3 separate regions of the Mus musculus genome follow, and all the other regions are linked to region 2. A link is a loop called in an ENCODE intact Hi-C map of the cell type or tissue named here. Cell type or tissue: heart. All regions are shown on one strand.

What was found. Hi-C counts contacts between places; a loop is a spot of excess contacts. Peaks named below come from ENCODE experiments on the same cell type or tissue, not always from the same donor. Only the 100,000 strongest peaks of a DNase experiment are listed, where the experiment ranks them.
Region 1: it touches region 2 in a loop (4-fold over the local background); 11 of 42 quality-filtered maps call a loop at or near these places.
Region 3: a loop joins it to region 2, with 1.9 times the contacts of the local background. A loop is called at or near these places in 5 of 42 quality-filtered maps.

What each region holds. Positions count from the first base shown.
Region 1 is chr14:47,750,093-47,752,592 of GRCm38, reverse strand. No RefSeq gene overlaps it. Among named protein-coding and RNA genes, the nearest start is that of 4930538L07Rik, 6.2 kb to the left of the region's middle. In heart, a CTCF peak has its summit at 999 (motif pointing left); a DNase peak (open chromatin) is centred at 622.
Region 2 is chr14:48,120,234-48,122,733 of GRCm38, reverse strand. It overlaps Peli2 (pellino 2), which reads right to left and starts at 1,865. Exons shown (of 6, transcript NM_033602.2): 1 at 1,501-1,865. The coding sequence starts at 1,577. In heart, a CTCF peak has its summit at 1,391; DNase peaks (open chromatin) are centred at 753, 1,313 and 1,963; H3K4me3 peaks cover 2,500 bases; H3K27ac peaks cover 1,829 bases.
Region 3 is chr14:48,199,787-48,202,286 of GRCm38, reverse strand. All of the region lies in intron 2 of Peli2 (pellino 2), which reads right to left. It also overlaps the pseudogene Gm6498. Among named protein-coding and RNA genes, the nearest start is that of Gm52144, 4.8 kb to the left of the region's middle. In heart, a CTCF peak has its summit at 1,258; a DNase peak (open chromatin) is centred at 1,316; H3K27ac peaks cover 1,383 bases; H3K27me3 peaks cover 751 bases.

The sequences.
Region 1 (2,500 bases), 370 kb after region 2:
CTAGACCTGCCCAAGTCTCAGACTCCTCACACCCAGCACTGTAGGAAACCCATTCCTGGTGTGCGTGTCTGTCTACAGGATCGTGCTGACGGTGTTCTGATAGACTAGAAATGCCACAAGGCTATAGTTCTAAGCAGGCTGGGGTGGGAGAGGTCACTTGTACCTGGGGGAGCAGAGCAGTCCCCACAGTGAACTTATTCACAGAAAAACTTTGGGACTGGCCTCGGAAAACCCTTGAAGAGTAGAGAAAACAGACTGGCCAACCACAAGATCAAGAGGGGCAAGGGCCAGCAAACCAGCACTAGAAAATGGACAGCGGTTTACCTGCAGGGGGACGGAGTACCCTGAAGCTACGATCAGATCAATTCTGAGTCGGAGCTAACTAGCCGCTGACTGGTTAGGCCTGGAACGGGGCCTGGCATTCTACCAGGCAGGATGGAAATGAAGACAGATGTGGAATAATGGAAAGAGGGGGGGAATCACCATAGGAAGAAAAAGGGGGATGAAAATGACCTAGAAAATACTCAGAGTAGTACATTAAGTGTCCAAACAGGCCAGGCTTCAGAGACACCCCTCCTCCCCTCCCCATCCCCGTGAGTCACCACTTGGGAGTTGGCAACAAAGTTGCAGACTCAGATGGGAATGGAATGGGATGGAGAGAGCGAGGCACCCCAGGGAAAACAGAAATGGCCCAGTAGAGTCCCATGGAGAAAGAGGCAGGAAGTCAGAGAATAAAGAAAAAGGCTACTTATTGAGCAAAAGTGACAGATGAAGATGTGTGTGTGTGTGTGTGTGTGTGTGTGTGTGTGTGTGTGTGTGTGTGTGTGTGTGTGTGTGTGTGTATCCAAAGCTCAAACCTTGATGAAGAGGACAACCAGCCCTGAAAACAAGCCTCTGCTTTACCTATGTTAAATTCTCAAGCATCATTTCAAGAGAACTATAGCCTTTCAAGTTTGCTTATATGCACTGTCTGTTACCTCCCCCTAGTGACGGAACTCGTGAATGTGTGAGAGGAGTTGCAAGTGAAAGTTGCAAGTTAAAGGATGGATGGCAAAGGTGATGCTGATCATGATTGTGGTGGTGGTGGTGGTGGTGGAAAGACTTCCTTTTGTTTCTCTAGTGTGTGGGGTCCCTCCGTGTGCTTTTGCAGGTGACCGTGTGCATCTGGACAGCTCTGGGAACTGCATATACTCTCCCGGCCACTCATCTCATCTGGCACTGCTTTAGACTCAGGCTTCTTTAGCCTTTTGATATTAAAAGCCAACATTGTCATCTAGAAATTTACACCTGATAACTGTGTGATCAGGTTATAAGAAAAAAAATCAGAACAAACATGGGGCTGGAGAGACACTTCAATCATTAAGGGGACTTTCTGCTTTACAGAGGACCCCAGTTTGGTTCCCACCACCCACATCAAATGGCTGCTCCAATTCCAAGGGATCTGTGTCTTCTTCTGGTCTCCAAGGACTATGGTATGCACACATACACTCAGGCACTCACACACAATTGTTTTCAATTTTATATTGCAAGCAAAACTTTCCAATGTTTGTTTACATGTGTTCATTGTGTGTTGTGTGTACTGGCTACTTTTAGTGTGTGCATGTGCATGTGGGTGCATGTGGGAGCCAGAGGTGGACATCAGATGTTTGTCCCTTCTTAGTCTCCACCGTGTGTGTGTGTGTGTGTGTGTGTGTGTGTGTGTCTGTTGTTATTTTATATGCATGGGTGTTTTGCCTGTAATGTGTATCTGCACCTCGTGAGTGCCTGGTGTCCTTGAAAGCCAGAAAAGAACAGAGTTACAGATAGTTGTGAGCCACCAATGTGGGTGCTGGGAATTGAAGCCCTGTCCTCTGGAAGAGCAGCCAGTGCTCTGAACCAGAGCCAGCTCTCCAGTTCCTCCATCTTTATTTTTCAAAACAGGTCCTCTCGCGGAATCTGAACCTTATCACTGCACCTAGGCTGGAGAGTGGAGAATGGCTCCAAGTGCTTCTGTATTTCAATACTTGGTTCCAGTTGGTAGAACTATTTGCAAAGCAGTTTGGAAAGAAATGCTTGCTAGGAGGTGTGGCCTTGTTGAAGGTGAGCCACTGGGGGCAGCCTTTGAGAAAGGAGAGCTCTCTCCCCTTCCCCTCTTCCTCTCCCCTCCCCGCTCTCTTCCTTGTGCTTGTCAATTAAGATGTGAGCCCTCCTCTACTGCTCTAGTGCCCTGCCTGCCTGCCTGCTGCCATGTTTCTCCACCATGATGTTTATGAAGTTTCTTTGGCCATGATGTCTTATCACAACAAGAGAGAAGTAATTAAGACAGAAGTTGGTACCAGGGAGTGGGCTGTTGCCTTGAGAGGACCGATCATTCTGTTTTGGGGAGAAATGTGGAAGACTTAGGACAGAGAAAGCAGTAGAATGCTGTAAGCTAGTTTTATGGGCTATCCTAGTAGGAGCTTATATAATAGTGCTAAAAGCAATGTGGACTACAGAGACAAGCTCAGGACGTCTCAGAGGG
Region 2 (2,500 bases):
AGGAAAAGCTTTAGTGAAGGATGAAGCAGGTGCTACAGGCAACGGTGTTTACAGAGACACTAAATTACAACTGTCCAGGGTGTAAATTCTTTTCCTGGCTTTGGAGTGTCCTAAACTTTTAGCTATGAACACAAACCTCTCCGGGTTTATTCCACACTGCTCCGAAACGTCTCAACAGATTGCCTCAAAAGGAAATAATGAAATGGCTCTGGCGTAAGTTAATCTTCTTTGTCAAATTCACAGTGTTAAGCATACTCTGAAGCCAGCCACATAAACAAAACCAAACTCCACAAAATTAGGCTGAGCTGAAGTTACATAAGACAGACTAAACTGTGGCTTCCCCCCACCCACCTCCCCACCCCTCCTCTTCCCAGCGAACTCTGACATCTGTCTCTTAAGTGCATGCAATTCCCATGCAGGTGCGGAAGGCGCTCATCTGCTGAGCTTCCAAATAAGCAGTGATCTTTCCAGTACTACCTTCCCCCCCCCACACACACACACAGAAAGGCTTGCAACAAACTGAAGGCTAGGAAACTTTAGATGAGTCTTTAAAAAAAAATTAAGTCGGCACTTACTTCAAGGTAGTAATCAAAACACGTTTCTCAAAGTTCCCAGAGCCTCTGCTTAGGGGTGAGGAGGGGGGCTTCCTCGCGTGCCTCTAAGCCCACCCATCAACACCCGCGTGGGTCTGAATACAGATCTTTCAACAGAGGACAAAAGCGCGGGTTCCCTGGAGCGGCACATCCAAAGGGAAACCAATCCTTTCCCTGCAGCACTACCCAAGTTGCTCCAGCTCCAAGAGTTTCCTGCACTTTCCACCTCCCCCCACCCACACCCTTTTCATTGCCCACTTTACCCTGCTTTAATCCTGCGAAGCCTCCCTCCTGGTTTATTAAGGGTAAACAATAGAAAATGTCACACGGAAACTCAGGAAGTAGATGAAGTCTCTAATTGCTGCCGTTTTAACGATTGTAGATAATTACTATCTTCAAAATGTGATTTTCACCAGCGGAGTGGGAGCCGAGGAGGGCAGGGTGGCGAGCTCCCCGCCGCTGGCAGGGCATCGGCAAGGCCGGGGCCCGAGGGGTGCAGGAGCCCGAGGGGTAAGGAGATCAAGGGGTGCGGAGACTCGAGAATGGAAACCCGGGAGATCCGGGAACCGTTGTTGAGAGGACCCGGGAAAACCAGGACCCGGTCCAGGCCCTCGGCCGAGCTCACTCCCGGCGCAAAAAGCGGAGGCCAACCAGCGGCCCGGGTCACAGACTGGAACAATGCGTAACCCCCGCGGACTGGGCTCTGGGCTCGGAGACAGGGCTCCGCGTTCGCGGTCGTCGGGAAAGAGAAGTCCCCAGTAGCCACTGGCTCCGGGCTTCACCGAGCGACCCCGCGTGGTGCAGGAGCGCCCTCCGGGCCGCGGCAACGAGCACCCCGGGGACCCGGGCCCTCAGGAGCGCATCCCTCTCCCTCCGCGACGCCCCGCCGCCCGCGTCCCCAACTCACCCCAGGACCACCAGCTCCCCGTATTTCACCGGCTCCTTGTTGGGGGCGCTGGGTTCCTCCTGGCCCGGGGAAAACATGGAGCCGCGCTCGGCCGCCGCCGCTGCCGCCTCCGCCGCGATCCCCGCCGAGTCCGCGCCGCCACTACACTCCCATCCCGAAAACGGGGTGAGCGCGCCGGGGAACGGCACGGCGGCGAACGGGGCGCTGGGCGGCCAGTCCCGCGGCTGCTCCGTCGTGGCTGTGCGCGTCGCCCGCCGGCTTCCCCGGAGCTATCCGTACGTTGGCCGCTACGAGCGGGACCCGGCACGGAAAGCGAGCGGCGACCAGAGCCCCGCGGGAGGAGGAGCGCGCGCCGCCGGGGGGCTGAGCGGGCTGGGCAGGTGGGACGGCCGCGCCGCCGCCCGCGTCTCCGCGCTCCCGCGGCCCCCGCCCGCCCGCCCGCCAGCCCCCGCGGCCCGCGAGCGCCCCGTGTTATGTAAACATAGAGTAAAGGGGAAGGCAAGCCCTTAAAGGGGCAGCTCTGTTTTTCTCCTCTCTTCCTCCGAAAAGTTGGAGCGTGGGGGTCTTCGTCCTCAGCCCGGGGATCCGGACCCCGCTTGCGTGAAAGCCAAGCATACTGCCCACCCCCCACCTCCGAGCTCACCATGCTGAGCGCACTGATCTGGGGGTGTCTGCTTTCAAAGCCAAGCCCTTGAGAGGGGGGCTTAAAAAGAGAAAGAATCTGCCCATGGGGGGGGCGCTAATTGAAGGGCTCCCCACCATTTCATGTATCAAGAGAAAGGAGAAAGAACGTGGGGGGGGGGTGAGAAAAGAGAGAGAGAGATGGAGGGAGGAGAGGGAAAGGGGAAAAAGAAAAGTTAAAAGTTACTTTTAATCCCTTATTCACATCTCTGTCCCTTCTTTCAACCCCCTGGGGAATTTAAAAGGAAATTACCTAGGTGGATTTTTTTTTTTTAAATGAAGACAAATGTTCCTTTATTTCCATGGATTAATCAAGGCA
Region 3 (2,500 bases), 80 kb before region 2:
ACTTCATCCCCCAACCCCCACTCTTCTGTCACAAACAGCTAGCACTGAGTTCAGTCCCCTCTAGGACATGCAAGTTTCTTCCTGCCAGTGGAACAGGGCAGAGAAAAGCCACCTCTTAGCACTTACTCTGCTCAGGGGACAGTCTGAGGGGAGGAGGAACTGAAGGTAAGGCTGGTCTACCAAGCCGACCACCGCGCATGCGAGGCTACTACCTACAATAGCCCCTCACCACGGCAACCCAACATCCCAATGAATTCACAGGAAAACCAGCATCGTTTCTTCTCCCACACCTACCTCTAAGGCCTGTCAAGAGCCACAGAGGTCTCAAGACCTCCTAGCCTCCTCTGCATCCCTCAGCCCTAGCCTCCGTGCCTCAGAGCCACAGACCTCTCAACAAGGAGAATCCAAGACCAATTTCCCAGCCTTGAATTAAGCTGAAAATTATTTCCCAGTGGGCCCCAATTGACATCTATGAGCTTTACTGAATTATGTCTCAGGGACACTAGGAAAAGCCTTGCAAATGGTTTTGAAAATTAACACTACATTAGGTCATGTTTGTCATCCAGCAAACTGATACATTCCTCGGGAGAAAACCAGCCGAGCCAACCTGAGTTTCTGTTATCAGCACTGCTCGCTCTCAGCCCTCTCTTGCTCTCCCAATCTCTCTCTGTCGCTGACCTATGAACCTTAACCCCAACACATCTGTGTCCCTGAATCCTAAAACCACCACCACTGCAACCAACAGTCCACACAGCCATCAGCCCCTGCCTCTTGTCCAAGTGTTTTCTGCAAACAGTGGTTTTCCCCCTTCACTCCTCCCGTCCCCCGTGGAAAGTGACGTAAACTGGCTGGTGGGCATGTCTTCGCTTCTAAACACTTACACAGCGCTGCCTGGTAAATGTTCTCCTCACTGGGTTTTGAACAGGCCAGCCTCTTTCTGGATCTCCTTCGGCATCTACTGTGCAAACTGTATATAGATGCAAAACAGAACTACAAGAATTTCTGGGATCGGAACTGTGATCTCATCCACACACAGTGGAAAAGGCAAGCTATTTTTTGTCGGAAACTTTTCTGTCTCCTGGGTGGGAAAGATGAAGCAATTATTGTCAACCTAAAGCTCTGGGCTGAGGCTTCTGCTACTCACTTGAGACCAAAAAGTGACAAAGACATCAGGCTAGCCCAAAAAAGTGCCTCCTGACCTGGCTGCTACCTGACTCTCATGAAGGTCTACTGCCTCAGCTGGCCACTGGCCTCAAATGGACTCTCCCTTAGCTAAGACTGAGGACCTCCCTTCCGCAGCAGGCTGTGGGTGTGCCCAGCCTCTGGACATGTGCCTGGCCTGTCCCTTCATATCCAGTCTCTAGGAGGTAAGTCAGCTACTGAAAGAAGACTGAAGAGTTCTGAGCCCAAATGATCTCCACAGCTGGTTCATCCTGCTGTACTCATGTGGCAGGAGTATAGCTTCCTGCAAGACTGTGACCTCGGGTCACAAGCGCCTCCCTTAGAAGGACACACAGTTCAGTGCTAGGGAGTTCTAGGTATGCTCAACAACAACAATAACAACAACAACACAACCCTGCCCATCACCTCACCTACCTTAGATGTCTTCTACAATCTGGAGCTCAGCCGGGAAGGACAAAGGCAGAAGGGAAGATGCCTGTGGCAGATGGCATCTGTGTCAGGGCTCCTAAGACTTGGTGATTTACTCCAAGTCTGGCCTGGCAGGAGAGTTCAGACAGAAATGGTGACACTTTCAAAATGATAAAAGTGATGCACAGACCAGCTGTGAAAAGCAAGCAACACAGAGCGGGATGAAAATCAGTCCCTGGCCCTGGTCTGCAGGCGCTGGCCCCGGACTGCAGATACTGACCCTGCACCGCAGACACTGGCCCTGCACTGCAGATGCTGGCCCCCGGACGGCAGACGCTGGCTCTGGACTGGAGACGCTGACTCCAAACTGCAGACACTGACCCAGCACTACAGATGCTGGCCCTAGAATGCAGATGCTGGCCCCAGACTGCAAACTCTGGGCTTGGAGGACAGACACTGGCTTCAGACTGCAGACACTGGCCCTGCACTGCAGATGCTGGCTCTGTACTACAGACGCTGGACCCAGACTGCAGAGGCTGCCCCCAGATTGGCTTGGGACACATCTTACCATCCTGAGCAGCATCTCTGTCCCGTTTCTCCCACCTTGCTCTTTTTCTTTGATGATGTTTGCCCCCATCTAGTTCTACAATGCGCTGCACTCTGAACAGAGCCCACATAGGACTGCTCCGGGCACATACCAGGCTCTAGATCTTTTCTGCTAACAGATGAAGGCCAGCCTGCTCAACATCACACTTCTCCTAGGAGAAAGCCAATGTTTGCATTTGTAGGGATTTTAGTTTGGTTTGCAGAGATTTTTTTCCCCTTGTAAGAAAGAAAGCACTGTGGATATGAAGTTCACTGGTAGAGCTCTTGTCTAACATTTACAAGGCACCCTAGTTCTCCAAGGAGA